4 separate regions of the Mus musculus genome follow, and all the other regions are linked to region 1. A link is a loop called in an ENCODE intact Hi-C map of the cell type or tissue named here. Cell type or tissue: left cerebral cortex. All regions are shown on one strand.

Evidence for each region. Peaks named below come from ENCODE experiments on the same cell type or tissue, not always from the same donor. Only the 100,000 strongest peaks of a DNase experiment are listed, where the experiment ranks them.
Region 2: a loop joins it to region 1, with 2.2 times the contacts of the local background. A loop is called at or near these places in 2 of 42 quality-filtered maps.
Region 3: it touches region 1 in a loop (7-fold over the local background); 2 of 42 quality-filtered maps call a loop at or near these places.
Region 4: it touches region 1 in a loop (2.1-fold over the local background); 2 of 42 quality-filtered maps call a loop at or near these places.

The regions. Positions count from the first base shown.
Region 1 is chr11:35,257,131-35,265,130 of GRCm38, reverse strand. The region is part of intron 4 of Slit3 (slit guidance ligand 3); the gene reads right to left. Among named protein-coding and RNA genes, the nearest start is that of Gm46277, 27 kb to the left of the region's middle. In left cerebral cortex, no CTCF peak of the experiment used is centred here; DNase peaks (open chromatin) are centred at 2,272, 3,283 and 7,605; H3K27ac peaks cover 2,891 bases.
Region 2 is chr11:35,347,315-35,355,314 of GRCm38, reverse strand. All of the region lies in intron 4 of Slit3 (slit guidance ligand 3), which reads right to left. Among named protein-coding and RNA genes, the nearest start is that of Gm46277, 63 kb to the right of the region's middle. In left cerebral cortex, no CTCF peak of the experiment used is centred here; DNase peaks (open chromatin) are centred at 4,113 and 4,389; H3K27ac peaks cover 441 bases.
Region 3 is chr11:35,173,516-35,181,515 of GRCm38, reverse strand. Slit3 (slit guidance ligand 3) reads right to left here. Exons shown (of 36, transcript NM_011412.3): 3 at 3,662-3,733. Among named protein-coding and RNA genes, the nearest start is that of Gm26070, 37 kb to the left of the region's middle. In left cerebral cortex, no CTCF peak of the experiment used is centred here; DNase peaks (open chromatin) are centred at 383, 2,939, 3,213 and 4,039; H3K27ac peaks cover 1,800 bases.
Region 4 is chr11:35,334,077-35,342,076 of GRCm38, reverse strand. The region is part of intron 4 of Slit3 (slit guidance ligand 3); the gene reads right to left. Among named protein-coding and RNA genes, the nearest start is that of Gm46277, 50 kb to the right of the region's middle. In left cerebral cortex, no CTCF peak of the experiment used is centred here; DNase peaks (open chromatin) are centred at 2,384, 2,690 and 4,427.

The DNA of each region.
Region 1 (8,000 bases):
CCCAATCTGAATAAAGAAGAAAAAATAGAAAGAACATAAATGATCCAGAGCCTTGTAGATCTAGCATCCATGTCAACATATAGCAGGAGAGAGAGAGAGAGAGAGAGAGAGAGAGAGAGAGAGAGAGAGAGAGAGAGAGAGAGAGAGAAGATGAAGTGGACGAGAAAGCAACGGAAAAACTAAGCAATGGAAATTCCCAAACGGAAAAAGACAAAACCCTACAGATTCAAAAAGAAAATAGATCAGAAATACAATTAACTGTGAGAAATCTAGGCCAAGAAATGTCACAGTCAAAATTCTGAAAAATGAAAAATGAAATTTTTAAAAAATCTTAAAAACAGTGGGAAGGAAACACATCCCCTACCTACAGAGGGAAAATAATTCAAAGGACTTCAGGGTTTCCCTTAGATACCATAAAAGAAGCAACACATTAAATTTTTTTATTATCTTATTTTATTTTGGGGAGCAATGAGAAAAGAATTGTTAGTTCAAAACACACAACCCAAAATATCCTGTAGAACAAAGCCCAAGGATTGAGAAATTTCAAGATATTGAAAAATAAGGGAATTTGTCACAGTAAGACACGACATTAAAAAGACAAATTCTATAAACAAAGAATAAAAGAAGTTTAGGACAGAGACAAAGGAAAGAGCAATGGGCAGAGTACAGCTGTGCGTAAACGTATCTCCTTATTAGATTATCCCAATTATGTTTAGTACTGGAAACAGAAACAATGAAACTGGTGTGGTTCTTAGAGTATTTACAGGAAGTATTTAAGACTGTATCCAAGTGGAAGTGAGTAAAGGACTGTGAAGGAAAGTGTGGTCCCCAACTTTCTCTTGAACTGGTAAACTGTTGATACCCATAGAATATGATGGACACATAGTGAAATGTCTAGAAGGACCACTAAAAGTGCTATGCAAAAAGAGGCATCCTGAGACAATATAAATGAATAAAAATGGAGTTATAAAATATGTCCGTGTGACCCCTAAGAAGACAAAGAAAAGGAAACCAAAGGAAAAAAAATAACAGAAAAATAAAACTAAAATGACAGACTTAACATAACAATAATTACATTAAATGTGAACGGTCTAAACACACCAATTAAAAGGCAGAGATGGTAGCTTAGGAAAAGCAGCACAAACTCTAAGCTTATGCGAAACAAACAGACCATTATGTGGTTACCTCCTTCAAATGCTACTGTCACATGACCTTCCTTCCCCTTTACTTTTTCTTCCATGTGCCTTTGGTTTCAAACCTGACTTTGATGGCTTAAATAAGCGCAAAGCATGGCAGTACAAGAACAACACTGACTTGGGTGTTGGAGCATCTGCCGTATGTGCTCTTGTCTTCCTAGCTTCAGATGAGTAGTTCAGAGAAAATCAACCTTCATCTTCCATACATTCTGTTTTTTCAGTGTCTTCTATCCTTTGAAGTTGAGCCTAAGCATCACTGGCTCCAAAATGCTACACTCTTAGTGTGTCTATCATTGTCCTAACACTTCATAAGGATTATTAATGATCTGAGTGGAAGGAACTAACATTATCCTCATTGTGTGGTGATAATAAAATCACTACTTGGAAAAATGATCTGTCCACTCTCACACATCTCACCTACCCAGGGCACACCTGACTCATCTAACCCTAAGGCATGAACTACCAACCTTTGTGACCACTAAACTTGCAGAAAGGTTTCCTTCTGCTGTGGGACCATGAAAAAAGCTCAGAGAAAGGCTTTTACTAGCCAAATATCCCTGAAGAGTTTTAAGAGATTTGTTTTTCTTCTCTCCCCCTTTTAGACATAATTAATCAAATAGCCAACCTGTCCCTTCCTTTCCTCAATGAAACATTTCTAAAGGCGTAAGCTAGAGGAATGGGTTGAAGGAACACCACCTCGTCCCTCCCAGGGGCCCAGTGTGGGATGACATTTGGTTCATTTGTCATCATATTTGATGTTTCCACATTTCATGGCTCTGTTTCAGGCCAAAGTCATCAAGCAAGCAAACCATGGGGGGCTCTCTTGTTATATCCATACTCTTGAAGGGCTATTGTTCCATGCCACCTCAACTGTAAGGGATCTGGGTCAGCATTTCCCCCTTTAGGGCTTTCATGAGGTGGAGACTTTCATGTCTCACCTTGCAGAAAGGGAAGGAAAGGGCAGAAAGCTTCGGAGGTGGTGACTAAAACAGCTTTGAGATCATGCCAAGGCCCAGTGGCATGGACTGGTTTTTCTCTCTATGTTTCCTGGAATGAAAAGCGAATTTTTCTAGCTTCTCTCTCCCTCCCACATCCCCAACCATCTCTCAGCTCCTGGCAGTGCCAGTGCACACATCCAGGGATAACGCTCAAAATCGCCTCCTTCTCCTTTGACAATAATATAAGGCAAACCATTTGGCATTCGAGAGGCACCCCAGTTGCCTGACCCCTGGCAGGGTCCCAGGGGATTTGTGGTTGACAGCTAATCAGAGCCCTGGCCATAGCCATTTCCCATGACATAGCTGGAATGCTCCCACTGCCCGTCCTTCAGTTACTCGGCCAGGCTGAAACTATTTGCTCCCCTCCCACCCTGTCCATCACCGTCCTTCCTCAGGCTGAGCCTCCTTACCACCCGCTGGATAGACTCTCAAGGCTCTGCATGGGAGAGCAACAAACGTCGCTCTGCTTTTATTATTGACCCGCAACCCACCTCTTGGACTCCTACAACCAACAGGCCTCTTTCAAGCATCCTCCTCTTGAGCAATGATAAACTTCAATGCCAGAGGGGTAGAAAGAGAACAAGCCACTCTGGGCTAACCAGACTGGTATTAGAGGGGTGGCCAAGCGTGGGATTTCCAAGTGGTGGTCATAAAACATGCATCGTTGTTATTTATGGTTAATCTGCCTAGGAACTGGAAATAGAAACATTTCACCGCTCTTCTTCTGCAGGCAATTCTTAGCTTACCTGGGGATGGGAAAGTCTTGTTGATGACAAGCCAGGTGCCATATTCTGCCCAGGGGCTGAATGTGGTGACCAGGAGCCAGACTGCCTGGGTTCCTGCCCAGCTGCACAGACTGACTAGCTGGGCGATCCCAGGTAATTTATAGAATGTCTCTGGACTTTAGCCTACCTCTCTGTACAATGAAGGAAATCTGAGGAAAGGACTACCACACGCGCCTGCCATGGGAACTGTGTATATTTGCAAACCAGTGCCTAGCACATGGTGAGTGCTGCTTCGGTGCTCGGAAAAGAAATGCTATAATGAGATGTTCAGCATAGATATGCAAATGTGACATTCTGAACATTTTCATGACTGGATAGCATTACTCGGCATTCTTTACTGAGGATGCTCCTGACATCTTGGGAGTCTTACAGAGCTTCCTGCGGTCAGAGTAGGGTTTGATGCTGCTTCGCCTTCTGTTACGATAGTGGGTCTCAGTCTGGGGCCCCTGCCCACCTTGGAAAGTGGAAAGAAATTCAAGGCCCTCCAGCTCCACCCAGAACTCCTGACTCAGCCATCCTGGGACCGAATCCAGGAATTTGTTGTAACAAGCCCTCCAAGAGACTGGGAGGTAGGATGTTTAAGATATGCCCTAGATCACCAAGTTCCCATTTGAGGGGGAGAAATAAGGTCCCTTCCTTCCTGCCCCAAGGTCATTATGCAAAGTGAACGTAAGTGTAGGGCCACAGCCACTTCGGGTGGATCTGTATAAGCTGTTCTGTGCTGGATGTTGTGGGAATGTCGACCATGGAGGAGCATATCCCCGAATTGTGTAGAAAAGCCAAGTGTGGACACAGTTACCTAAGACATGGACCACCCTGGAAGTCAACACATCAAGATCCAGAGGCTTCGGGTCAAAGGAAGCCAGGCCTGTATCTCTACAAGTGAACTTGGGGAAGTCACTTAATCTCACTGTGCCTGGCTCCCCTCCTCTCTGAAACTACTCTAAGGATGAAATCAAGTCAGAGCCATGGCCTTGTAGGTAGAGACACAGGGCTTAGTGGGCTAGGGTCAGAATGAGCATCTACTACCAAATGATCCATGATTCATCTCATGATGAGGATGTTGCCTCTGAAGGAGGAAGCTACAGGAATGGGACTTAGACCCAGGGAAATTCTCAGAAGATGGACACGAAGGAGGAAAAACAGGTTGCTACAGATTATTAGAAAAGGAAATTATCAGGTAAACCAAATCGACTCCATCTATAGGCTCTCTGCTTTGCACAAACTAGCCTTAAGCTAGGGAATCCAACAGCGAAGATGGCCCCCATCCCAGATGTAGGCTTTTGATGTCAGGCTCTGCTCGCCTTTCCCCCTCATGACTCACATATAGCGGGGAACAGCTGAAAAATATTGACCTTATAATTTTCCCACAGTTCCCTACTGCTCTGTAGTCTCAGAACTGCATCAAAGTAAGTGCACAGATAGGATGAGCTATGAGCTCAGAGTGCAACCGCATGAGCCTTTGGCTCAGAGCTGGGTAGGAAGATTGGATGGGATACTTCATTCTTATCTGTATAAGGAGACACTATATAGGTATTACTCTCCTGAGCCACAGAGGGACGTGCACATCTTTCGGGCTTGTCACTCTCAGGCTAATTTTCCTATAAAGTCTCTACGACTTTTGCCCTGTTAAGTCTTCCAAAAGCTTAGGTACAAAGGGGAAGGGGAAAAGGGGCATGGGAGAAGGTAGTAGACCCATCTCCAGTGAGCCCTGACAGTCCTGAGCCCACCCGTGTCCCAGTGATTTATACTCTGGTAAGATTTTTAGCAAATCAAGATGCTTGAGATGTTCTCTTTCAAAGCAGGGGAAAGCAACCCCAGACATCTAAACAGACCACATACTTGTGAGTCTAGCCTATTGTTTTAGAATTTTTGTGGAAGGCCTCTAAATGCCACCCTCAGACTCCCCACAGAGACTGTAACTGTACTGAGTAACTGTAAGGCAGAGAAGATGGGATGGAAAGAGTTTCTTTGAATCCAACTCCCTTAGAGAAAGCGTTCCCTCCAAGCTCAAGAAGCAGGGTGTGGCAGAGGACCATGGCACCGTCACCAGCAGGAGCTGCACTATCCTAGGTCCCATGCTTTGCCCAATCGTCTGAAGTGCCAACTTCCCTCAAGGCCCTGGGGGTACACTCCTACTCTGCCCCAAAGTATACACCATCAAGTGACCTTGGCTTCTTCCCATTCTCTCTGAGTTGATCTGTCACCCATATGACTCAGTCTTGTTCTGGGCTGTCCCCAGCTAGCCCCCTTCCCTGATGGAATGTGGCTATAGTTCTCTGGATCCAGGCAGCCTTTCTTTCCAGCAAGCCTGAGTCAGGAGCACTGATCCTGGCTCAGTGGCCAGCTGTCTACTTCAGTTAAACTACAATCCAGCTAATAGCTCTGTCTCCAGGGCCACCTGTTTGATATGGCACCCCAAAGGTGGATGTGTGTGGGGGAGAAATATAGACTCAGGCTCATTGTGCATGCCACAGCAGATACTGTGCCACGGTCTCCAAAGCCCAACCAAAGCAAGCCACCTGCTGGGCCACCCGGGCTGCCTGTTGTTCCAGCTCTGCTCACTTCTGCCATCTTTCAAACAGGTATGACCAAGCCCTACCTTCCATACTCTGTAAGTATTAGGGAAGGCGATGCATATCTGTAAAGCAGAGAGTAGATTAGTGTGCTGGGCAGGGGATGGCCTTTCAGGAAATGCCTGACCCATTGGCCTTTCCAAGGGGAGGTGCAGGCTGAGAGGAATTGCCTTGCCTACTCTCCAGGGCTGTCGGAAGCAACAAACCACGTGGAATGCCCTCTGAGGGTTGCCTCAGGCTGGTATATAATACCCTCAGCGGGCACTTGCCTAGAATGAGACAAGCCCTGGATTCCACTTCCAGGACTGCAAGGTAGAAGAGAGTGAAGGGTGGACAGAGGGAGAGAAGGGCGAGGGGAAAGGTGAGTTGTGAGGAAACAGAAAGTGGCCGTGATTCATTCCTCACTCTGCTGAGGTTAAGGACACACTCTGCACCAGGCTCTACCCTAAGTGCTTTCAGTTTACTTCAATCACTTTCCATCACTACGACAGCCCCAGCACATAGATCCTTCCACTGCTCCGTTGATTTACTCACAGACTCCTCCATTCCTGCATGCTGCTCTTTCCCCGGCTGTCCACATGGCTCCCTTCCTCTGTTTGCCCAAGTCATCACGGTCACCATCTTGTGAGACCCTTCCTTAACTGCCCTATCCGAAACCACCCTCCACCTCCTACCCAAGCCTCCTCCTGTGCGTGTTCATCCCACAGGGTACTTATAGCCATGTACACTCCAGCTACCCTGTAGTTCACTGTTTCTCGTGCATATGCCTCCCCCATTAAGAATCTCACCATATGGGCCATTTGCTCTGATCTGCTCCCATCTATGTTCTGAGGACCTAGATCATAATGGTTTCTGAGGGACTTGCACTGAGCAGTGGCTCAGAAGACAGGCGTTGACTGAAGAGAGCCCCTCTCCTGACAGCAGTCTCCTAACTGGCATGGAGAGAACGTTCAGTCTTTGTCTAAGAAACTGGCAGCACTCAGCAGCTGCCCCGCTAACACTCAGGTGCCTTTTGAGGCCTTACCTCAGTGGCTCCCTGGCCTTAACGAATTTGTTCTTAGTAGTTATGGTTTATTCCATAACTACTGAAAGCTCAGCAATGTTTTGAGGTGAGTCTTCCTCTGCAAGAAGGTATCTGTGTGCTCTCTGCCACATGGAGAATCTGGAACATTCTCCCAAAAGCCTTTCCACACAATCCCACATTAAGAAGACAGCTATTGGCCAGCATGGCCTGAGGCTTGCTTGGTTCCAGGCTATGCTGTAACATAGTACAGAAAGCACCCCACGTCATTGTCCTAGCTAGCTATCAATGCGCCCATTGCAAAGATTAAAACAGCATTGGCCCTGAAAAATCTACCCAAGCAGTAGAGAACTCAAACCCAGGCAGGCTAACTTCTGGTATGTTGTCCTGCTGCCCCAAGGGCCAGCCACCCAGCCCCTCTCCAGTGGCTCTGTGCGAGTACAGCTAGAGATAGGCCAAGGCAAAGAAGCAGCAGAGGGTTGTGAACATCAAGAAGTGCCCTGGCCCAGGGCCAATCCCACTCAACTTACCTGGAACACGACTTCCTGGCCTCATGCCCTGGAGACTGAGTTTCAGTGTTCTGTTCTTGGTTATGAGAACAAAGATGAACTTGACAACAGAGTTCCCATAGGGGTTCTTCATCCTCTCCAGCAGAGAGCCTTTGCCCCTGCATCCCAGGACTCAATCCCTCATGCCTTTCTGGGTCTCTCATTCCAAGCGCAGGTCACCCCTTCCTACAACTCTGGCCTAACAAGAAGTCTCTGGAAAGCAGCTACGTGCCTTTGGAAACCCAAACCAAGTAAGGTGAAAAATAACTTCTTAGAAAATAATAAACATTCGGCAGTCCCACTTTCTATTGTTTCAAGACAGCAGAGTTCCAGCATGCAGGGACTGCTCAATAATTTGGTTTTAAATTTCTGGGCCTTGGAGACTTCTGACAGGGGAAACTGCTCTCCACCAGCCAGTCGATAAAAATAGCAAGCGTTTACTGAGCCCGTGTTAATTAACTGCTGTGCAGGCTACGAGCTCTACACTCAACAGCTCCACGGGGCAGGTGCTAGGATCTCCTACTTGAAAATAAAACCAAACACAGAAAACAGGGCCCCTCTGAAGCTGGCCAATCTCAAAGTGGCCAGGTTGGGATTCAAACCCAGGCCTGCTTTTCATTGTTGCTTATGGGTTTGAATGTCTTACCATGAAGTAGAAATGGGATTCTCAACGTGACCTTTTGATGCTATTTGGAGGCAGGGCCTTTGAGTGGTACTAATTCATATTAAACTGTGGCTGTAATAATGGTGGCCTGGTGATGGCATTAGTGGCTTTATAAGATGAGGAAGACACAGAGTATGGTAAAACACACAGAGAACCTCAGCAAAGGATAGGCTCAGACAGAAAAACTGCCCTGAGTTCAGAACCCCTTGAAC
Region 2 (8,000 bases), 90 kb before region 1:
GCCAGAGCCATCTCGCCAACTCTCTCCCATCTTTACTGGCGATTCTTCTGCCTTTAGTGGTTCCCAGGAGGCTTTCCCGCTACGCACTAGTTTGCTCTGCCTATCTGCCTTGCGTCCCCTCCTTTCCAGCGATTCGATGATGCCTTTGTCTGGGGGGGAGGAGTCCTCCAGGCCTGGGTTGTCACACCATTTCTGGCATGTGGAAGCCAGAGATTTAATGAGGCAGGAGCAATGATTAATAAAAGGAGACTAATGTTCTCAAACCAGATGCAACATTATGCAGGCATTGCCATCACTGAGGCCGTGTACCCAGAAGGTACTCAGTTTCTCTACAGACTCAGTAGTACTACCAAGTGCTCAAAATGGTACAGACATCTCAGTCTTTGGATATAAAATGCAACGTTGGGCCTGAGCTCCAATTCAACATTATGCATTAAATGCCATGGGCTTTTATTTAAAAAAAAATCACTAGAAATGTTCACTGCAAACTGAATAAAGAGAACTAGATAATCTTTCCAGGAAGGCCAGCAGCCCATGAGAGGCCACCAAAATTAGTATGGCGGGGCAGGCTGTTTCCTATGTTACTGCAGACCGATGTCGCATGAGCCCTTTGAGGCCAGATGAGAGTGGTGACAGCTGGAATGAAATTTCATTGACTTCAATACACAACAAGGACAAAGTCAAATACAGAGCTTTAAATTTTCCTATAGGTAACTTCTACCTAAACGGTGACACAAGTGTTATAGACTAGATTTCAAATGGCAAGCGGTAGGATTGTTACAAAAATATAGAGTTCTTGGGGCTTTTATAGGTCCTAAGATAGCCAGAGAAGGTAACAGAAATCAATCTACAGATTTACGGGCTCAGAAATGCCTTTCTTGGCTTTTGTTCTCTTATGTTATTAGCCTCTCATGGGTGATACCCCACCCTCCATCCCCCCCCCCCCCAAGTAATAGAAATACAAAAGGCCAATTGGCAACAGAAGTGGAGAGCAGGAAAGGATGATACCACAAAATGTAGAGCAGTCCAAAGGCCAGACTGTCTGCATCATATTCTCCCTCGTCTCTCTCCACATAGTCCAGTTCAGAGCCCCACACTCCCCATAGGATACTGGGAAGGTGCTAATTGTCTCAAGATTTATTGCAGTGGTAAGAAGAAGTGACATTAAGCCATATAAACTGGCATTCGGGGCTGAGGAACGACAAGCAACGCGATTAAATCTGTTAGACATAAGCCTAAGTTTGGAAATGGGTGAAGAAAGAGATACAGTGAACACACTGTGACATCCCTAGGATGGGTGTGAGGCATTGTTTATGTTTGTGGTTGTTGGCTCTAACTTGACCATGACACGCAGTTTCGTGTAAGTGGGCTTCCCAGGGAGGTGCCGCCTTTGTGTGTCACGCTTAGACGATGGTAGAGTTGAGCTGCTCCCTTTTGATGGCCCCTTCCTCTCCGTTTTTCCTTCTAAGTAAATGGGAAGGCTCCACAGAGGACATGAGGAAGAGGTGTATGTGAGGGAACCTGCCACAAAATGACAGAGACTCATCAGGTGATCCAAAATTTGCTGGACCATCCGGATCAGTGTCAGTGTCCTCTTCTCAGTGTCTTGACCTACCTAGAGGACAGTCACATAGCAGTTGAGGATGCAGTGTTTCCCTGATGCACAAACATGCAAAGTGTACAACCTCCTTCTAGGCAGTAATCACTGAACTCTGTCTGCCTGTTATGTTATATTGTTTGTCCAAAACAAGGTCACTTCTCACTTCTCCTTATATTATCCATCCATCTATCCATCCACCCACCCACCTAACCCATCCATCTATCCACATACCATCAACCCATCCATATACTATCCATCCATCCATCCACACATCCATCCATCCACCCACCCACCTATCCATCCATCCATCCATCCATCCATCCACCTACCCATCCATCCATCCTTCATCCATCCATATATCCATCCATCATCCATCTACCTATCCATCCATCCATCCATCCATCATCCATCTACCCATCCATCCATCCATCCATCCATCCATTCACCCACCTATCATCATCCATCCACCCATCTGTCAATCTGTCCGTTTATCCAACATCCATCCATCCATCTGTGAGACCCCGACTTAGAGTGTTTCTCCCTGGAAGGTAAGACCCCTGGACGTTCCCTAAGCTTGTTTTCCCTGATCTCTAAAAATACAGCCAGAAAGAAACTCTTTGTTCTCTATAGCCAGCAAAAAGCCTTTTTGTTTCTGTGCCTTACAGCCAGACATGTGATAATTGTAGGAAGACCTACAAGGACATGGAGATAGATGCCGGAGAAGAGGCTGCAGATCACTCCCCACCCTCGCCAGAAAGGAGTTGTAGCCAACACTCCTCCCAACTCCTCCCAACTCTCCTCCCAACTCCTCCCAACTCCTCAGCTAGCTGTTAAAAGCCCCCTGCTGTCACTGCTCGAGGTTGAACTCCCCTGCCCTGCTAGGCAGAGGCACTAAGAGTTCGTCCTCAGCTAGCTGTTAATAAAACCTCTTGCAGTTTGATTCAGGTGTGGTTTTCTCTCAAGTCATTGGGATGCTGGCCAGCTCATCCCGGGACTTGAGCAGAGGCCCAGCTTCGGGGGTCTTACACATCCATCCATCCATCCATCATTCTCTCCCTTTATATTCTTTCTGACCAACTCACCAAGCACAACAGAACTTCAATGTTTCTTTACCAGTACAGGATCTGTACAGGGAGAATCTATTCATTCTTCAAGCATCCACCCTGCATCTCTAACAGGCAAGCACTGTTGATTTTGGGAACAAAGCAATCAGAGAACCAACATCATGCGTTTCCTTATGAAATTTACAGCCTAAATAGATATATAAATAAATAAGCCAATTAATGTGAGGGATTTACCTTCCCCCCCCCCCCAAAACCAAACCAAACAGGATACTATGAAGTCCATTACAGTATTTTAATTTTTGGTAACCACACAGTACTGTTTTTATTGCTCTGACTACCCACTGTAACATAAGGTACCCTCTGTGACTAGGAAGAATGTACTAGATAGGAGGCGATGGCATAGGTGGTACATCCATATCACATCTACCCCTTTCAAATAACTGGCACTCACATGGCAATGCCATCCCTTGCCCATTTTGCTGGTCTTATTTCTCTCATGTTGTGCGTTCGATTCAGCATCACCCCAGGGCTCTGCTCTCTTACTGTGTCTGGCCTGCTAACTACCATCTCTTACTACAATTGGATTTATCTGAATGTGTTCTTAGAAACCAATCAAGATCTGTATTTGAATCATAAGAGAAGAGAAAGAGGAAGAGGAGGAGGAAGAGGAAGAAGAGGAGGAAGAGGAAGAAGAGGAGAAGGAGGAGGAGGAGGGGGCACAGAAAGTCGGCTGGTTTTGTAAGTTCATGTCAATTTCTAAATGTGGTTTCAGAGATAAGAAAAAGTTGACTTTTAAGGCCCTTTCAGAATCACAAAGGGAAAAGGGAAATCCAGATACTCAGGGATCAAGTTAGATTCGCAAAACCATAGAAAGGGGTAAGGAAGGGAAAGGAAAGGAAAGAAAAGAAACAGAATTAGTTGTAGATTGTTTTTTTTTAATGGCATTGAAAACAAACCTAACCTCCCCCACCCCCAACTCCCCAGTTCACTGCTGGTCTGCATATGAAAGAGTAAATGGGGCTCTGGGTACAAGTCCCTGCTTAAGTTTCCTCCAGCCCAGGAGAGACTCCAAAGAGGAAATGAATCTCCGTGGGGGTCCGGCTTCTGATTAGCTTTCACCTTCCACATGAGGTGTCAATCATGTTAATTGGAATCAATAGACAGCCATTCAGGGGCCTGGGATAATTAAGCAAGCCATAAAGAGTAGGACTAGAGTCCCCTTTAAAAATTAAAAGGGACCCCACTGTTTGCTAACATTTTAAGCCACCTTGGCCACCTAAGCCCTGTTGTGATTTAAACCCACTGATCAAAGAACAGCCTCTGCTTATCCCATGGGAAAGGAGCAGACTCACCCTTCAGAAGAAAACTTCCATTACACTCCTATGGGAATCTAAACTGGTGGGTGGTAGAACCATGAGTCAGACTGTTCTGCAGAACTGGAAACAGCAAAGGGAGACAGGGAACAACTGTATAGAACTAACTCTAGGCTCTTGCCCATCCCAGGCTCGTACTCCCTGGTGTCTCCTAGTCAACTGCAGAATGCATCGTCTGTGACTCCCTCCCTCTCCAGAGGGCAGAGCACAGTAAACTTCCCAGGACCAGAAGGAAAGAAGACACACTGACAGCAAGTTACAATAACCGGACATCCCCAGCTCCTTTCAAAAAGATGCCCCCCCCCCCCGCCAGTGAACTGCTTCACAGAAATTCATATGCATTTTTATGTCCCTTTTAAAACTTGAAAGGGAGCCCACATACCCCGCCCCGTGTTTGCCTCAAGATGGAGAGGGCTCCTTCACCCACATGGCAACATGAAAAGAAAATGAAATTCTGTCCCAAGGCTCATGATTTTTTTTTTCTTCCTTTTTCCTTAGTCAATGAATGCCAGATGTTCTCACAAAACGTCTTCATATCTTCAGGACAGCCTGCGAGGATTCTATTTATTATGGCTCAGAGGCCAAGAGGCCATAACAGATTTACAAGGTGATGTGGTTCTTCTTCGTGTCTCCTATACTTAGGGATGAACGCAGCAGCCAGCGTCAGAGACAGCTCTTCTTTCTATATAATTTACTTCCCTGAGGCCAATTAGTCAGGTCAGATCAAGAACAGAGGTGGTTACCCCCTTACACCCCCTCAGGCAGCACCAGGCTTGCAAAGGTGGGCTAAGCCACACAAGGCTTTTTTCAACTGCCAGGAGAAGGAAGGCTGAAACTGTAAAAAAGAACCAAGAGTGTGAGCATCAATAAAGCCATCTGTCAAGGATGTGTAACATGTGGAAGGGTCACCCACTCCTTGGCCTTGGCCTTAATGAGGCTTTGGCCCGAATAAGCCGCCTTATTCCTGGCCTTCCCTGGCCTTCCTGAGCAGAAGGAAAGTGGATTCTTCCACACCACTTGTCTTAGTCAGGGTTTCTATTCCTGCACACACATCATGACCAAGAAGCCCTTGGGGAAGAAAGGGTTTATTCGGCTTACACTTCCACACTGCTGTTCATCACCAAGGAAGTCAGAACTGGAACTCAAGCAGGTCAGGGAGCAGGAGCTGATGCAGAGGCCATGGAGGGACGTTCCTTACTGGCTTGCTTCCCCTGGCTTGCTCAGCCTGCTCTCTTATAAAACCCAAGACTACCAGCCCAGAGATGGCACCACCCACAAGGGGCCTTTCCCCCTTGATCACTAATTGAGGAAATGCCTTACAGTTGGATCTCATGGAGGCATTTCCTCAACTGAAGCTCCTTTCTCTGTGATAACTCCAGCTGTGTCAAGTTGACACAAAACTAGCCAGTACACCACTAAAGTTTCTGCTCAGACCACTGCTGAAACACACTCTGGTGGCTACAAATTCAATGGGCCCTTTCATGACAGCGCCACCCACCCCCATACCACAGCAACTTTGCTCTGTTTCAAATCAAAGAGGGATGCTTTGGGGAACCAGAGTAATCACCTCACTCCCGAAACACTGCAAGTCGCCTGTGCCCACTGGAGAGCAGGTAGCATTCGGTCTAAATATCAAAGTACCTCAGCAGTAAGGACTGGATGTGTCCTCCCAGAATAAGACCCAGTATGATCAGTGCTGGGGAAGGGAGTAGTATACCCATGGAGTGATTTCCACACCGGGTCAATGTTCTGAAAAAAAGTTCGGCCACTAGAGCTGGCCACAGTTTTCTAAGGTCCCCAGCCAAAAAAGGCTCTATTTTAATTCAGCTCTAGAATGAATGGAGGGCCACAGATTCAGCTGGGAAAACAGGTTTGCATCCTTTTCCAACAAAAGGGAAACACCAGTGGTCTATGAGATTTGTTCGTTTGTTGACAAGGTCTCTCTACGTAGCCTTGGCTGTCTTGGACCTCACTGTGTGGGCACTAGGGTCCCAATACTCCCCTCAAGAACACACCCTCCAATAACCAGACTTTCTTAGGTCCTACAATCTTTTGCCACTCGGCCTACTTCTTAAGAATTTATTATGTCCCCGTAACACTATGAGTTGGGAACCACTTCTTTTATACTTGTGTGTGTGTGTGTGTGTGTGTGTGTGTGTAGCCAATCAAGATTTTTGACAACTGTATTAAACGTAAGGCAAGTAGCATTTTAAGTACTGTGGGTATAGATCTAAACACAACGAAGTCCTTGCTTTCTGGAGCCTTCTATCACATATGGAACAGATGGATAATCAAATAAATTTCAGGTAGTGATGTGTTCTAAGATAATCAAGACAGAATAAGATGGTAATGACTGGCTGGGGATGGCCTTTCTGAGAGAGTGACATTTCAGATTAGACTAATTAAAGTCAAAAGAGTTGGACCCATGGCACTGAGGCAGTAGCAAGTGTGGAGGGCTTCATCTGCAGTAGTATGAAGCTGGAGTTGATTCTGCAAATCATAGGAGACCAGGAAGACAAGCTTGGACAGACAGGTACAACCCAGACTGGCTTGTTTCAGGTACAACTTCAGAGGAACATAGAGTCTGAGAGGTCACTTGGGCAGTCTTCATAAGTCCAGGAAGGTGCTGCAGAGCCTTGGCTGGGGCAGCAGAATGGGGCAATCCATCTCGTAAGGTAAAGAACGTGATGAAGAAAGACATGGTCTGATTGGGAGGCAGAGCTTTGCTGTGAGCAGCTGGAGGCTTGCTTTTCTTCTTTTCCTTCTCTCCTTTCCCTCCCTGGGGATTAACCACCCAGGACCTTCGGAATGCTAGGCACATGCTGGCCTCTTATCTCTGAGCCACATCCCTAGCCAATCTTCACTTTTTCATAAGCTCAGTGGGTTTCACTTGTGGATTATGGACTGGGCAAGCTTCCCGGCCAGGAGAAGCAGAGTCCAGAAGATTCCTCAATTACTATGGCAGTTTCCATCCTGTCTGCATTCCATTAAGCCATGTGTGTTTATCCATATTCACATCTCCACGTGCTGCCTTCCCAAGCCACCTTTGGAGAGGCCGGGCATAATTGATTTGTCCTTTCAACATGTGTTGTTAAATTGAGTGATTTTGACATCACATTGCCATCAATAGGGAGGTTTGACTTACAAATTATTCAGTGCATAGAATGGATCACTGGCTACCTCCCAGACATGCAATCCTTTCAGAGAGAGAGAGAGAGAGAGAGAGAGAGAGAGAGAGAGAGAGAGAGAGAGAGAGAGAGAGAGAGAGGAAGAGGGGCTCTGAGTGACTTCAGCATCAGCTGCTGGCTTCCAGGACCTGTGCCTATTTGAGGCAGAATTCCTGCCTTTCTTGCAGCTGTGGATTTCATGGTTTCTACTTCACAATCACTTTAAGAGACAAGGGAGCAGATTGGCGGAGCTGATGGTGCCCCACAGCTGACTTCACAGTCCTGGAGAGAAAGGGGGTACCCTAGCAGGGGAGGTGGCCTGGGGCCACAGAAGGAATGCCCTATCCAGAGTCAAAACACTCCCAGGTCTTCCTGGCTACCCATCAGCCTCCCACATCCAAGTTGTGTGACCTTGTTAAGTGTCTTAACTTCTCCCAGCCTCAATTTTTTTCAAGCTATTAAATAAAACACCATTTGCCTTATCTGTTCCCATAGCGACAAAAGTAAGCATGGCAGAAGTGAAATGGTATCAGTAATTTGAAAACAATGCACTCGCTATTTCCCCATTGTGGTAATCAGGATTGCACACACACACACACACACACACACACACACACACACACACGTGCCAGAGGCCTGAGATTTGACGGTCTCCGTGTAAAATTCATGTGGCCCACAAGGGCAGGAGTGCTCATAATCTTCTAGCCATGTATATAGAAGGCTAGAGGCAAAGCCTATGGGGTCTACCATGTGGCTCCAACACAAGGCAGGAGAGTGTCCCTAGACAGAAGCAGAG
Region 3 (8,000 bases), 84 kb after region 1:
TGGCTTAGATCTACTGGTATAAAAGAAAACTTCAAGTATTTTCGGTAAAAAACCCTTAAGTATCTACACTCTTTTCTTGTTCAGGGCTTTGAGAGTAGGAGGAGCTAAGTGACTCTGAACAGAATCGCTGTTGGGAAGAGAAACGGTTTGAAAAGTGGAAGTGAAGGGACTGCATCCAGCGATCACAGGAAGGCGTGTGATTGGGATATGCCTATAGTCTTGTCCTAAATGTGGCAGGATTAACAGGTCATGGGACCTTTAAAAGGCGGGACCAAGTGGGAGGTGATTATGCATGGAGGCATGGCTTCTATAAGAGCTTGACACTGATATGGGGAAGCACATTTGCTTTTCTGGCTCTCCTAATCTCTGGCTTTGTGTCTCCCTAAATTAGCTCTCCTCCTCATGTAAGCCATGACGTCATCCACCATGTTGTTAGCCTCCAAAACTACCAATCAAATCAACTTCTTTTTATAAAGTACCCAGCTTCAGGTGTCTTATTATTGCAATAGGAAATGACATAACATGGAGTGGCACCTAACTGAGCCTGAGGTCCTTTCATGGAAGAAGAGAAGAATCCCAAGACTTGAAACGGACGATTACCCTTCTCTTTCCCAGTAAGCCCCCAAGAAAATAAGCCAAGAATAAAACACTCAGAATGGAAATTATCAAACTCCATTTACATTTTAGGCTGTTTTAGAACAGAGCCAATACAAAATTCTATTATGTAACACAGAGACATGGGTTAGGGGGACCCTGCAGTGTACTACAGATGGCATAGCCACCATCTACTTCTTCCGTGGTTAATAGCAAATATATTGCATTTTCCTATGTTGTGTCACTCAGTGTGACTGAAAGCAGACTGCTTGAATAGAAATCAGAGCAACAGCAGTGAGGATTCATAGCTTTATAGATTGTGGCATTTAAAATGTATATGCCTGTTCTCTCTCTCTCTCTCTCTCTCTCTCTCTCTCTCTCACACACACACACACACACACACACACTTTCTCATATAAACATGCACACACCCAGACTCTTTTCTCTCTCTCGAACACACTTGCGCGCGCGCGCACGCACACACACACACACTCATTCTCCTCTCTCTCTCTCTTTCTCTCTCTCCCACACATATAATCTCCTCTCTCGTGAGTGCACACACAAATGCACATGAGCACACAAAGAAACACGCAAATACACTCACTCATGCACACACACTTTCTCACATACACATGCACACACACACAGACTCTCCTCTCTCAAGCACACATGCATGTGCACACACACTCATACACACTCACTCGTGCACACAAACTCACGTGTACCTTGCTTACTCTGACGCTTACCAATGACAGACATTTCCCATCTTACCACCCAAGTATTCTCCAGCTCTCATGTAACACAAGTCTGATCGGCAACCTATCCTGTCCTAGAACTCAGGCACCTCTGCCAGTCTTCGCTGTATTTAACCATGGCTATAGTATACCGTACTGTCTAATATAACATGACTGGTCGCAGGCTGTAAGAATGGAGATGGTATATACTTCTCCCGGGTCTCACATGGAAACCTCCTGTACCCAGTTTCATTTCCTCACTCACTGACATGATACATTTGCACACTGCAACCCAAGATAGAAAGATGTCAGCATCAAGGCGTGGAAGAAGCCTGTCTCTGAGTGTATACTTGGAAGAGAGGCCCTAACAGGAATGTCATATTGAGTTTGTAAGAATTAGAGGTAAATTTCCACGTGCTAAGTCGCTGAGATTTGAAGGTTTATCTAGTACCGCAGCTAGCATTACCCACCTACTACACCAAAACAGACCAAGAGCTCAGCAAGTGCAATCCCTTAGTTCCCCAGGCACGCACGGTATTTTGGCCTCGTTCACCACTCCAAAGCAAAGGCACCTTTGCCAGAATATTTCCCTGAGCCTTCCTGGACTTGGATGGGTATGAGAGAAACTATTTGCAGGGCCATTGGTAAAGCTCGCACTTCATCTGGTGTCTGCAGCACAGGGCTATGAAAACAGGGTGGACTTTGATGTCAGACAGACGTGGCTGGGAACCTTACCCAGCCCTGACAACTCTTTGGCTTCAACTCCCTGGGCTTTTGTTTCTTCATCCGCAAAATGAGGGTAATGATACCTCGTTGTTGCTTGTTGTAATTTGGCAAAGAGGGTGGAATAAAAGAAGCCATCGCTTGTAAAACACACACACACACAGTCTCTGGTGTCCCCGAAGCACTCTCTAATTCCCCACAACAACCATGAAATTAACAAATTAACAATTTATTTACCCTTCTAATCAGAAAAACTAGGCAAGAGGGACCTTTTCCACACTGGACCATGTGTTTATTTTTCTATGTAAATGTTGACTATTTCACAAAGACTATTTCACTATTTCAACAAATACTTCTGTTTTCTTGGGTCACAAAAAAAAAAAAAAAAAAACCAAACACTTAAATTGTAGGAATCTTGAAAAATCAAACTGTAAACAAAGACAACGTAATTTTTAATAACTTTTTTCTTTTAGGAGAAACAAATGTTTTTACACTAGTGACAGCGAAAGCCATGCTGGAGTTTGATCCAGAAGAAAACACTTGATCGCCGTGAGGCTAGGACCTTCCTCGTTGCCCTGTGACCTTAAATAGAAGGACTTGGTGGGGAAAGGATGATGCATCACAAAACAAGGAAGTTGGTTCAGGCAGGCCGTCCTTTTCACCCAAACAAGTCTATAAAGGAGACTCGTCTCAAAGCAAGTGAGCTTTGGCAACAGCACCCAGGCGCCTAAGCAGAGCGGTGTTTCTCCAGGTAAGCTGGCAGAGCAATGATCTGTTGCAGTCCCAACCCCCAGTACAGCAGGAAGCTGAAAAGTCAGGGCAGCGGTGCTGCAGGGGAGGCACAAGATGAGAGGCCGCCCACCACCGGCATGACTAAGTGCTCTTGGGGACAATCCCCACTCAGAGGGCAGAAAGCAAATATCCAGATGTTATGAGCTGTCAGACGTGATTAACTGAGGAAAGGTGAAGCTGCCCACTTAACCATCCGAGCAACCTTTCTCATCAGAACGACCCCAGAGTTCTCTGCAAAAACATTCACTGGCGAAATAAATGGGAGGCTCCGCCCAACTCCAGCGTTTGCTGCCCACCCTCCATCAAGTCAGAACAGCGGCCTATTTTAAACCGGTGGCAACGTGTTCTCTCGTGGAAACGTGTGGGTTTCCTGAGACAGGCTGGCGCTCCGAGAAGCAGGCACGCGGAAGGCTGCGCCCACTCGCCCATCCTTCCTCTCCCACAAGAGTAGAAGCAGGAGTTCCAGGAGGAGCAGGGGGGGAACTGCTGCCATCTTCCATGGCATTAACTCACTCTTCTGGGAAAGGAGAAGCTGAGGTCAGGTTAGGAGTGTGGCCCCATGTAAAGAAACTAATGGATACTGGGAAGAAGAAACCAAGCCTCAGATGCTGGCCTCTGCATCTTCTCTAGAACCTAGAACAGGAGTTTAAACGGATCTCAGTGTCTATGTAACATACTTCAAAGCAACTTTAAATGTAGCAGAAAATATTTCTTCGAACGCTGGAGACTTGCTTTTACCAAGGTCACAAAACCAAAAAAAAATTCAGAAAGCATTTTTTTTTTTTTTTTTTTTGGACACCAGGTTGTGTTTGACTTACAATCTCTCCAGCTGCTTCAGATCCTGGAAGGCGCCTCTCTCGATGATGCTGACTTGATTGTCTTCCAGATGCCTAGAATCAGAAAGGCAGCCAAGGTCAAGGACCGAAGAGGGATAGGGGTCCTCATGGGGGGCACTAGGCTGTGCACTCATATCACATACTCCCTCCTAGGACCCCCTAGGAGGATTCAATTGGAATCACTCTGATGGGACAAAATAACTCACATCCCAGTGTAGTGTCACGGTAAAAAGGGATTCAACACCCGCACACTTCTACCTGACAGATTGGCTTCCATGTCTCTATTTTAAGAATGTTACCAGCAAATGTCCCCCAGAGCACTGCAGAATCATGCACAGAAGCAGAGGGGGCAAAGCTGCTCTTTGGGGAAAAAAAAATGCAGATTCAATACCTCTTCTTTTGGAGCTCCTCCTCCAAGGATTCCAAAATACTTTACTGAAAAAGGCTTTCCCTGCTCAACCTCAAGGGTGGAGTCACTGTGAAACAGCACCGTGGCTAAGACATCTAGTCTGGACCCAGGGATTCTCTCATGTAGGGCCAGGCTCATCCAAACCTCCTAAAGATGTTCACGAAAGCTGTTCCTATGTAGGCTACATCTTTGCTGAACCTTAAGTTCTCCTGGTAGATGATTAAAAATCTTAAACACTCTGCATGAATTGGATCCATGCATGCCGCATACCTTGAGAGTCGATGATACAATGAAACATTTGTTTCCCTGACTTAAAAAAAGAAAGCAGATTAAAATGGATTAGTAAATAATCATTAGCTGAACATTAGGGACAACTGCAAAGATGATGTGGGAATCCTGAGTGGGGAAGGGGCCAAGAAATGACAGGACTGCAGTTTGGGACATGCTGTTGTGATCGGAGGTTGTTTCTAGGAAGGAGGGAGAATTCAGGAACGGTCCCAGTTCTCCTTGGGAATGGAGGAAGCATGCCCTTGGCTAGGGTACATCTTCCCTCCAAAACAGACCTTCCATGATGGCCGTACCTCTTGGACTGTCCTAACCGTCAGCATGGTGGCTTCAGGCTCAACCTTTGTGCTTCATTTCCTCATCTCTTCCCAAGGAATAAAGGATGGACCCTGTCTTCATCATACTCCTGGACCCAGCACAGTGTCCTACCCTAACAGCCTACTGAATCAGAAGCACAGCCGTGGGCCTAGCACACACTGGTTTCCCATAAAGGAAAACGTGGGTCAACAATGTGAGGTTTCTATCAGGGCACAGAGGGGTAATTGGTTGGCACAAGTATTTAAATACATTTGTGTTTATAAATGTTAACTGGCCAGAAGGGCCATTCTATTGGCCAGACTCTTCAACTCTTCCAAGCTCCACTTATGCGACTTCTGTCCTGTGGAGGCCAGCTCCTTCCAGGCCACTTTCTTAACAGATAAAAATATAGTAGCTATGAATTTGCCCAAGGGGAATCACAGAGCTAATGAAAGGATTTCAGGCCCCCAGTATACTTTTAGGATAATGGCTTCCAACCTCCCCGATGCTGCTTCGACCCTTTAATAGGTACCCCATTTTGTGGTGACTTCTAGTCATAAATTTATTTTCGTTGTTACTTCATAAGCAAATTTTGCTACTGTTCTGAATCGTAACGTAAATATGTTTTCCAATGGTCTTAGGAGACTCCTGTGAAAGAGGCTTTTGACCCCCAAAGGGGTTACAATCCAAGGCTGAGAACCACTGTTTTAGGATCTATGCTTGATTTCTATTATTATTATTAATTATTATCATTACTATTATAGTTACTATTGTTTAAGTCATTTAATTACTTTACTACTGATGGAAGCTTCCCCCCTCTCCTCTCCCTCCAGTCTCTCCCTCTTACCCCCCTTCCCCTCACCCAGCCCTCCTCCCCTTCCCCTCAGCAAAAGGGAGGCCTCCTATGGATATCAACCAGCCATGGCAGATCAAGCTGCAGTAAGGCCTGACGCATCATCTTCTATTGAGGCAGCCCAGTTAGGGGAGAGGGATCCAAATGCAGGCAATGTAGTCAGGGACAGCCCCTGCTCCTGCTTTAGGGGACCCACATGAAGACGCAGCTACAGAACTGCTACATACGTGCAGGGCTGCCCTGCCTCGTACTAGATGGTATAGTATTGTATTGGGCGAGTTACTCTTCATCTCTAAGACTCGGTTTCCTCATTTGTAAAATAAGACACCACAGCAGCGCTTGTAAGAATAAAAACGGAGTAAGTAGATCATCAAGCCTGGTGAAGTCATAATATATTTTTTTTATTTTTAATGATTTACAATTTTTAATGACTGCTCCTCCCCTCGTCTCTCCTCCTTCCCTCCATTCTGCCATATGGCAAGGAAGCCTTGGGAAACTAACAGACTTTAAAAATTAAATTAGCACATTTACTAAACAAGGTGTCAGTTCAGTACCAGTGTCTGGGGATGGGATGGGGGCGTTGCTCAGCCAGACTAATAATCAATCAACCAACCAGAGCTCACTGTTATTATTCTCCAGTTAGGACAAGGACTAAGTCTTAGGGTGAGTACCAACCTCCACATGTATGGAGGAGCCTAACTCTGGCCTCCTATAATGCATCTCTCAGTTTTGTATTCATTATGCAAGGAGTGGGATTGGGAGACTTTCCTTTCTACCTCCTGACCAAACCACTCCGGGCTGCCTGCGTCCCTCTCGCCAGGTAGTCCTGCTCTACCTGGCCTCTGAGATCCAGTTGCTCCCATTGCTCCCCCAAGGCCTCTAGGCAGTCATAAACGGCTCTGTCATCACTCGCCTGTGGGACTGCACCATCTCTTCCTGGTTTCTCTCATGCCACCCATACTTCTGCAAATGTCTCCTCATGTGCACCCTGGAGCATCCTCTCGTTCCTTTTGGAAAAGTATCCAGGATCCTTTTCAGATCAACTTCCTAGACTCATCAAAGTCCGGGCTCATGCCTGGCATGTGAAGGCTCAATAAATACCCCTGATGAACCAAAGCCAATGGATGCAAAACCTGCATGAGACAGGATCTCTAAGCAGCACCACAAGCTAAGGACATGTAAGTATACTTGGCTCAGGCCTAGTTTAGTAGCCAGTTACATGAGGAGGATGTAGGATCAAGGTCAGGCTGGGTTCTGGGTTCCCACAAGGGCTGCCCATGGCTGGTGTCTGTTCTGAGTTAGGGGGGAACACAGACTGTGTTCATTTTCAGTTCTTTGGTGCCTTCTGCTCCCCCCGTCTTCTATAGAAGATTAGAATCGGAAATGCTCCTCATGTGATGATGGCAGAGGCGGAGTTTAACTCTTTTATTAACCCCATTTGGGATGAAGCTGGCTCCCACATTGTGAACACAGTTAGTCCTTAAATGGATTACTGAGAAAGAGGATAGAATTGATAGCAACAGAGGAGCCTTTCCTCAGCTCCCAACCTGTGGGCTAGAGGTGACTGTCAGTGGTAGGCAACTCCCACACCTCTGTTTCATTTAGGGAAAAATCACCCTGGGATGAGAGTGAAGCTCACTGTCTCTGCTCCATGTTTACCCATTCACCTGTACCACATTAGCAGATAGAAAGCATTCTGCATGAAAATGGGGGGGGGGATGGGGAAGGCAAGCTCAAATTATTCAAGACTATTGAGTCTTTTATTGCTCCACCATAAATTGTAAATAAGAAACAGACTAGGGGAATATGCCAGGATGTGATGAAAGCTTTTCAAAAAAATAAAAAGGAGTCCTCTAGGTTACTTAGTCGAGAAGAATGGATGGAGGGAAAATAGTTTAAAACATTTGGATATTTTATTGGTGTTAGAAGGCCTCTCGGCTATCCCGCCTAGCAGATTTCTTTCATTGAGTTAAAGAGCCACTTGAAAGGGGCTGTCTTTGAGCTGATAAGGCAGATAATGAAACAGATACATTAATAGTCGATAAAGAAGGGGTAAAGGCATTTTGGCACTGCTTATCAAAATAGAAGAATGCAGCAATTAACTGGAAAGATAAACTGTAGTCAGAGAGATGTTGTGGACTACTCGGAAGACATTAATGTCATCTTTTGTGATTATTTTAAAAGTTTCTATTTGTAGGGAGCAGATATGGAAATTGGAATTTTTATTAGTCTCTCTGATGCAGCAGTAGGAAAAATCAAAGGATTATTTTTGACTCGGTTAGAAAATGAAGCCTTAGGTGAATTTTGACTTGTATGAGAAAAACATGTCTGACAGACACAAGCGGAAGAAATGGGGGAGGGCACAAAGCAAAAGTCTAAACACAGTTTTGCTTTTTAAATCAGCAGATGACCTGGAAACAGGAGTCTCCTGCACCTCTTTTTTAATACAAAGTGCCCTAAACTGAACCAAGGGATTC
Region 4 (8,000 bases), 77 kb before region 1:
ATTGGTGAATGCCCAGTATGTGGCGGGCCTTATAGCATGTGAATATTTTCTGATATGTGATCTCATCTGCTACTTGCAAAGAGTCAGCATTTGGATTTTTCTCTTTATAACAGATACAACAGAGGCAGGGGGGCCGGAGGAGGGTGGGGTGGGTAAGCACTCTGACTCTGGTCACAGAGTTGGAAAGAGACAGAGGCAAAGTTGACCGACATCTTGCGGGGTTTCATAGATATTGATTCAACAGTTGGCCAGAGCTTAGTGTTCCTGTTCCTCGTGCCTGCCTGCTGCTACATCAGCTCGACCCATGTCCTCTCTCTAATCTATTGTCCCGGGAGATGGAACTTCTTTCAGTATCAAATCCAGTCTAGGCACGGCAGCCGGGTTCTAGGGATATTCCTGTGATAGGTTGGACATTGTGCATAGATTTCCATACTACCATAGCTTTACGGCAGGGCAGCTCTCCTCCCTCCTTGTTTTAACAGAAGGGAAACTGAGAGCTTTTCGGGCTCTTCTCCAGCACTTAGTAAGCTGTTTGCTTGGCTGGACACTATGAATTTTTATCACCCATGGTTACTACTTCACTTTATCTTTCACACTTTTGCTTTTAGAGAGGTGTGAGAAATATTAATATGGCCCTTAAAGAAACAGAATTCAGAGGAGAGAGGTTCACTTCTTAAGCGGCCCTATATAATAATACCGACAGAAAGATTCAGTCAGCTTTCAGCCTGCGGACACCACCCACAATGCTCAGAGAATTAATTCCACAGAATTGAAAATGCTCATAAGACTCTTCCACACCTGCCCCAAATATGTTCTACCCAAGGTGTTAGGATCAAAATGACAGAAGCAGCATCCCCTACCCAATGGATACCATCACACTGAGCAGGGCCCAAAGTTCCAGGCATTCTTATGGCCTATTTCCCCCTTTTGCCCCTCTTGAGTAGCCTGTCTGTTATATCCTGGTGTTCCCAGAGGCTCTAAGCCAGTGACTCTTGAGAATACTTTTGAGTCAACAAGTCACCAAAACCATCATCCTCTTTTAGATTTGACCTTTTCCATGACCTTGCACTCAGCCACATCAGGCACACCCTGCTTACTGCTAGGGAGTGTAGAGGACAAGCTGGCTTGGCCAGGACATCCTTGGTTCCTGGGAACGGAACAGTTCTCTTTCCATGGCTCTGAGCCAGTGTGAAGGTGAAAAGTGTCAACCGCCCAAGAGCTTCACAGGAGCTCACAGATCTCTTTCTAAAACGACATGTATCTCTTTCCCTTTGTCACTTCCGGGGGACGGGGGAGGGGGAGGGCGGAGAGAAAGAGAGAGACAGAGATACATAGAACACACAGAAAGACAGAGACAGAGAGACAGAGACATAGAGAGACACAAAGGGAAGACTCCTATGAAGAGAGAGAGAGACAGAGACACACAGAGAGAAACATAGAGACAGAGAGACAGAGGCAAAGACAGAGAGACAGACATACACAGAAAGGTAGAGAGACACACAGACAAGAGAGATAGAGAGACACAGGCATAGAAGAGACACACAGAGAGAGACAGAGAGAGACAGAGAGACAGAGAAACAGAGAGAGAGACTGTGACAGAGACAGGAGACACACAGAGAGATACAACGACAAAAGCAATAGAGACAAAGGACAGGAGTCAGAGAGAGATTGCTGGAGACAGAGAGGGTCACAAACAGAAATGAAATACATAGACACGGGGAAGCAGAGACATGAGACAGATACGAGAGACACATAAAGAGAACACACCACACACACACACACACACACACACACACACACACACACACATACATTCAGTAGTTACATCAAAGGAAAGGCAACTAGAAAGTAACATGTTTGAGCAGAGAATGGTCCCTGTTAACTTCTGGAGCCTCTTAGTGGTAAGCTCAGCAGCTTTCGATGTCTGCTGCCTTTGTGTGGGATAAGTGTCTTTCTCCATTGGCCAGGTGGGGAAACAGAGGCTCACAGAGGAAAAGCAGCCTAGCTAAAGCTCACAAAGCTACAAACCTGGTCTAACTACAGAACAGTGAATAAAACCCAGGTTCGCCATGACATTTACTGCGTGGCTTTGTCTAGAGTTGGCTGCACGCATCTGGAGAGTCTTCAAGGTTGATTCTTCAATCCTGAACCCAGAGTTGATCTTTGCTTCCCTTTAGCATGAAGTGATGATATAGGCAGCCAGGGGAAGATTTGCTTTTTAGTGAAGTAGAACTGAATCCTTCAAAAGATACATGATCCCAAAGTTAGCATCCCAAGGTGGGTGAAGTACAAAAAGAGGCAGTTTCCAAAATAAGAAATTCAAAATTAAAACAGCTAACAACCACCATTCTTGAAACCTACAAAGAAAAAAAAAACCACTTAAAAATAATAGTTCGGTATGCTTAAAAACACATGTAGAAGTAACCACTCCTTATATAGTCTAAACTGCTCACATGTTCAGCCTCTTTAGAAGACAATGTGCCAGGGCCTACCACTGATAATCTCTACAGCCTCTGACAAGTATCTCAAGTGTTCACCCAAGGAAATAATTATGGTTTGTTTTTTTAATGAATTGATAAGTTGCCAATAATAATATAAGCTTTAACGTCATCCAAATGTTCAACAAAAGACAGAAATTAATAAATTATGGTTACATTTATGTAATGGCATCCTTGGCAGATCTCAAAAGGCATTTTGTAGAAGATGATTTAATGGCGTGGGAAAGCACCCGTGATATATCGCTATGACAACAACGTGCCATTTGTGAAGAGAATAACAGATTAAAATCCATGCCTAAAAAAAGACAGAATAAATAAGCAGAGTCAACATGAATAGTAATTATGCATGTTGCATCCTTTCTTTGTGGCATATCTTCATAAAGATGTCCATCCTCTTCTTTATCCTTTCAGCAAATGTGCATGTGAAGGTCGACGAAACACAGTGTATCCAGACAGACAGAGGATAGCTAGGCAGCTAGGATAAAGAACAGAGCCGACCAGCAGCCGGGGAGGCAGCCACAAAGTGCTTGATGTGCAAGCGTGAGGACCAGAGTTCCATCCCTTCTGTGCTTGTTAAAAAGCCAGGTGTGGCTGTGCATAACTTATAATCCCAGTACTGGAGAGGCATAGACAGGAGGATTCTTGTGGCTGGTTAGTCCCAGTCTAGTCAGCAAGTCCCAGACCAGTGAGAGACTCTGTCTCAACAAATCAAGGTGAGAACTGACACCTTCAACTGACCTCTGCTTTCTGCTCCTGTGTGCAGCCATACACAGATCACAAACACGCACACATGAACATGAGAATGAAAAAGCAGATTATCACCTCATAAGGGCAATGGGCCTCTGGGAAATTGATCCACCTCTAAATCCTCTAAAAACATCTCAGGAGGCAGAAAGAAGGTCACAGGTTCTACTTCAGTCCAGCGAACCGTGACACTGTAGCCTTCCTGCCAGCCGGCTGCAGGCTCACCGACAGGCATCCAGGTATTTGAGCTTTTCCCAACCAGTGACATAAGTACGCTTCCGGATATATTCCAATAGGTCTAAGTTTTCTAGGAACCTCAAACTTCAGAGAAAAGGAAGTGGGCTGTGTTGTAATTAGCACCGTACAATCACACAGTCCTGGCGCTGAGGGTCTGCACTTCTGCACCTGCGGGCTTCCCAGCCTTGGACTCTCACCAGCAGCTCTGAAGTGCAACCAACGAAAGAGAGCACGCTCAGGCCAGTTGCTGCCAGCACTCGGGGCATCATACCGAGCAAGAACACTTGAGGAAAATTATTTAGCTATGATCATTATTGGCTGCTTTTAATCACAATAATGAACTAATGCAGCAGTACTTATGCTTGGGCAAGTCAAAGAGTATCCATTAAAAATCTAATTAAAAGCCAGTCCTTAAGAAGAACCGTGGCTTATTTATCTCTCTATTAGGTAATAGAAACCACTGAACGGTACAGCTTGGAAATTTTCCACTAGTCACGCTGGTAAGCAGTATTCCCTTTTCGGTTGTAAAAGTACAATAAATCCTGCTTTAAGGGAACTCCTGCTAGGCTTCAAGAAGAGAGACGAGAAAAGGAAGAAGAAGGGGAGAGAGAAAGAAGAAATGTTAAGAATAACATTTCTATCCTGCCATTTTCAACAAAACAAAATAACCCAACAACCCAGGTATATATTTCTATAAGAAAAAAAAAAACCTTACAGACAACAATCTGTTAATAGTCAAATGAGATGCTTTCGTGTGACAATGAGAGTGACTGGTGGTGGGCAGTGTGGATAAGGAATAGCCCACGAAGGGCCCCAGATAGCTGTGCTAGGAGGTTCCCAGTCCCCATGGCGCAGAGCCAGCGGGGTGAGGAACAACCTTGCAGATGCCGTCAATCCCCATCTGGTCTAGGCTGGAGCAATGACGATGTGCCAAGTTGAGCACTGGTCCTGCAGAGAGAGAGCCACCAGGCAGGATGTCCAGGAACTCAGCCCTGTGCAGGGTGATCCTCGAAGGAGTGTGTGTCTGAGGCTCTGGAGCCTGGAAGGTGGCTGACTTCTGCTGGATGCCCATGAACAAGCGTGTCTTCTGTGCTGTTATGTTGTTGTTGGTAAAGAAGACAGTACAGAGCTATCAGGCTACATGACCCCACCTGAGAGTTACAAGAGGTTTGGTATCAGAAAAGAAGCAGAAGTAGTGAAGAGGAAGAGAGACATCGGCAGAAATAAATATGAAAAAAAAAAACTGTAGTATAGTGACTACATACACAGGATGATAAAAAATAAATAAATAAATAAAAATCAGCCAGAATGGGAACTAGACCAGACCACAGAAGCATGTGTGCCCTTCTGAATTTGAAGTGGTGGGGACCCATGAGGAAGACTACAGGCAGGGTCAGGCCAAGATCAGAAGGAGATTTGAGAAATGCTGCTCTCTGAAGTTTGCTAGATACGAAGGTTGGGAAAGGCTAGGAATTATGTAATGAAACCAAGGGACTCGACTGCAGACCAGAAACCAAGGGGAAATAAAAGATGATTTTACTGACGAGTCAGGGAAATCTCATTACACATTGGGGAAAATGGAGGTTTGAAGTTGATTCTAGGGTTCGAAGAGAATGGGTGAATGGACAGGATCCAGACAGAATGAGAGGTGTTTGGGCACTCAAGGGGTATGCCCAGGAAGTACTGGGATTCATACTACATTCCAGGGGAATCCATATAATGTGTTAACTCTCCTTTCTCTGGCTGCTGCTGCAGGGTAGACATCTCGCTGCAGTCCTGGGCCCAGTGAAAGGGACGATTTGGCCACTGCACAGCTCTTTCCACTGTCACAAGCCATCTGTCGCTGGACCATATGCTGAGAGAGGACTCAAGCTGGAGGCCTTGGCTAAAACCCTCACCCGGGAGAAACAAAAAGGCAAACTGGGACTACTCGCTTTGCTGGCTCAGATGACCTTTCGGAACAGGTCTGAACTTTTGTCGGCACGCTATCAGTATTTCCATCAGCAAGTATTCAACCAGCTAATGTTTGCCAAGTGGGAAGACCGAGCTCTCCCTTCGGCATCGGGGTTTCTGTGCTAATCTGACCTTCCAAGGTATTTAAGGATGCAAAGGCCAGATTCATCACCTGAGTTCCCCAATCCATCGGCTGAATGCCATAGGCCTGTCTACCTAGGCTCCCTCACTACTACAGAGGAGCTTGGAGCTCTAACCTTCAAATTAACCTTCAAAGGTTTTTAGATTCTCATGTTGCTTTGACCATCATCAATTCATCAATCAACCTCCATCTTGAAAAGGCAGAGGCCACAGCACTAGGTATGTAGTAGCATTTGGTGACAGAAGACTTGAACTCTGGCTTCCTTCCTTCCTACTCAGGGCAAGGTGCTTAAACGGCCTTACACCTCAGTTTCCCCATTTTAAAGTATGTTATATAAGAGGCTCTATCATATAGGAAACATGTCTCAGAGACCCATGTATGATTTTAGCTATGAAATAAACACATAGTGAGTCTTAAGGTCACTTGCTATGTGCACATGGCTAATTGCTGATTTGTGTGGTTATCACTGTCAAAAATGCTTACTATACGGAATCTTCCAGAAGGTTCTGTGTTAACTTCTGTCCGTAAGAGGGGCCATTGTCACCGATACAGAACAGTATCTCTGAAGCAGCGGATGAAGTCATTTCTCCACACCCCAAACCTCTAACACCATCTTACTCTTTTAAGAGGTTGTGGCAGGAGAAACCCAGAGTTTAATTAAATTCTTATTTTGAGCAAAATGAAGGAGGAAAAAGAGCCTTCCAGGGGAAGACAGCTCATAAAGCACTGATTACTGTGTCCAGGGCACACCGCATGATCAATGGCTATAGTAGAAAAGCATATTACAAGAGGGGTTTTTTTCCAATGTCGTTTCCTCCCTTGGGCTCAACCTTCTAATGAATGTACAGGGTTAGGATTCTCTGTGCTCTGCATTTCTCCCTAATGGCACCAGCCTCAACTCCAAGGGAGGTTTCTTCAGTGGCCCTTTGATATAAAGTCATTGTCCTGTATAAACCTAGAATCTAGGGAAACCATGGGGATTGAAAGTCGGCCTGGCCTGCCCTCTCACATAGACCTTGGATTCTTGAGTTACCAGTAGGACTCACAAGTCTTGCTTTCTCAACGGTCTGTGAGGTTGAGAGGGTGGGGATGGGGCAGGCAGGGGAGAGAAAGGTACTGCATCAGTATGGTGAAAGGAGGAAGGGGGAGAGAAGACAGGTGCTGAGGTCTCAGAGTATCACAGAGACCCTAGAAGGCAATAAAAGCTCTCTTTGATGTTAGGTGGGTCGTAGCTGGGCCAAAGCAACACTAGAATAGCTCCGTTTTGAGTGCCCAACAGCCAAAAGGTCCTTTATGAAGATCTATGAGAATGACTAGAATCTCATTGCAGAACTTAGGAGGGGGAGAGGAAGTGGGTGAGTGCCCTCTATCAAGACAGAAGGTGTTCCCTACATTTATGGGGGCGTGTCGAGGACTCAACAGCAAAGAACGAGAGACATTGTTGAAAGCTCCATGTGGCCCGCTCTATGCAAAGAATACACCATGCAAAATGCAGCCTCTTCTTTAATCCTCACACCCACTCCACACTCACTTGTGTGCGGGGGGCAGGTGAGTGGGCAGGGAAGTCACCAGGGGGGCAGTGACCACAGTGCCACTAGACTAAGCAGTAGGAACTCAGATCAGTTTTCCAGTTGAGTGACCTTGAAGAAGCCACAGAAGCTGCCCAAAGTCTAGATGCCTTATCTATCAAATGAGGCTCATAAATAGCCACACTGGCCTTCCCTGAAGGGCTGTGGGGATGGAAAGACTTAGGCCCCAAGGACTCCCACCAAAGTCAGCAGCCTCATCATTCAGTTCAGCTCCACTGCTCCAGAGGGTGAGCACAAATGAAGATATAACTTATTATTCAAGGCTAGGAGTCTCCGATGGATCAAATGGAGCCACCACACAAGTGACAGGACTTGCCTGTTTGGAGAGGTTTTACGATCCTGACATCACCACTCATGGAGAGGTTCAGGAGTGTTTCTTGACTCCAGACAGCAGAGGTCAGCTGGAAGCAGAAGGGGCCCAGCCACAGATGATAAAATTTACTCCCCATCACCCCTCCACACACAGCTGTGCCACTGGCTGGAGTAGTCCCTTGGGCATTTTCCCTGTCCATCCTGGCCCGAGTGTCTGGGATGCTTATCCATTTTTCTGTCTGTAATGCTTTCCCCTCTGAGCTAGAGATCTCGCTACTGTTCCTTCTGCAGGAGTTCAAAGAGTTCCCGTGAAGGTCCATCAGTTGAGATGCTGCCCTCCTCCACAGGCCACCGCAAACACACAGGTAGCTACATGTGGCCTGAATGCTGATCTGATGACCACAGGCCAGTCTTACATACATGATGTTCACCACCATGAATAAGTTCAACCTTGCCTGTGCCCTCATTCCCATAGGAACACTTCTCTTTTCTGTCATCATTTCTTGTGAATCATCATTATTCCTC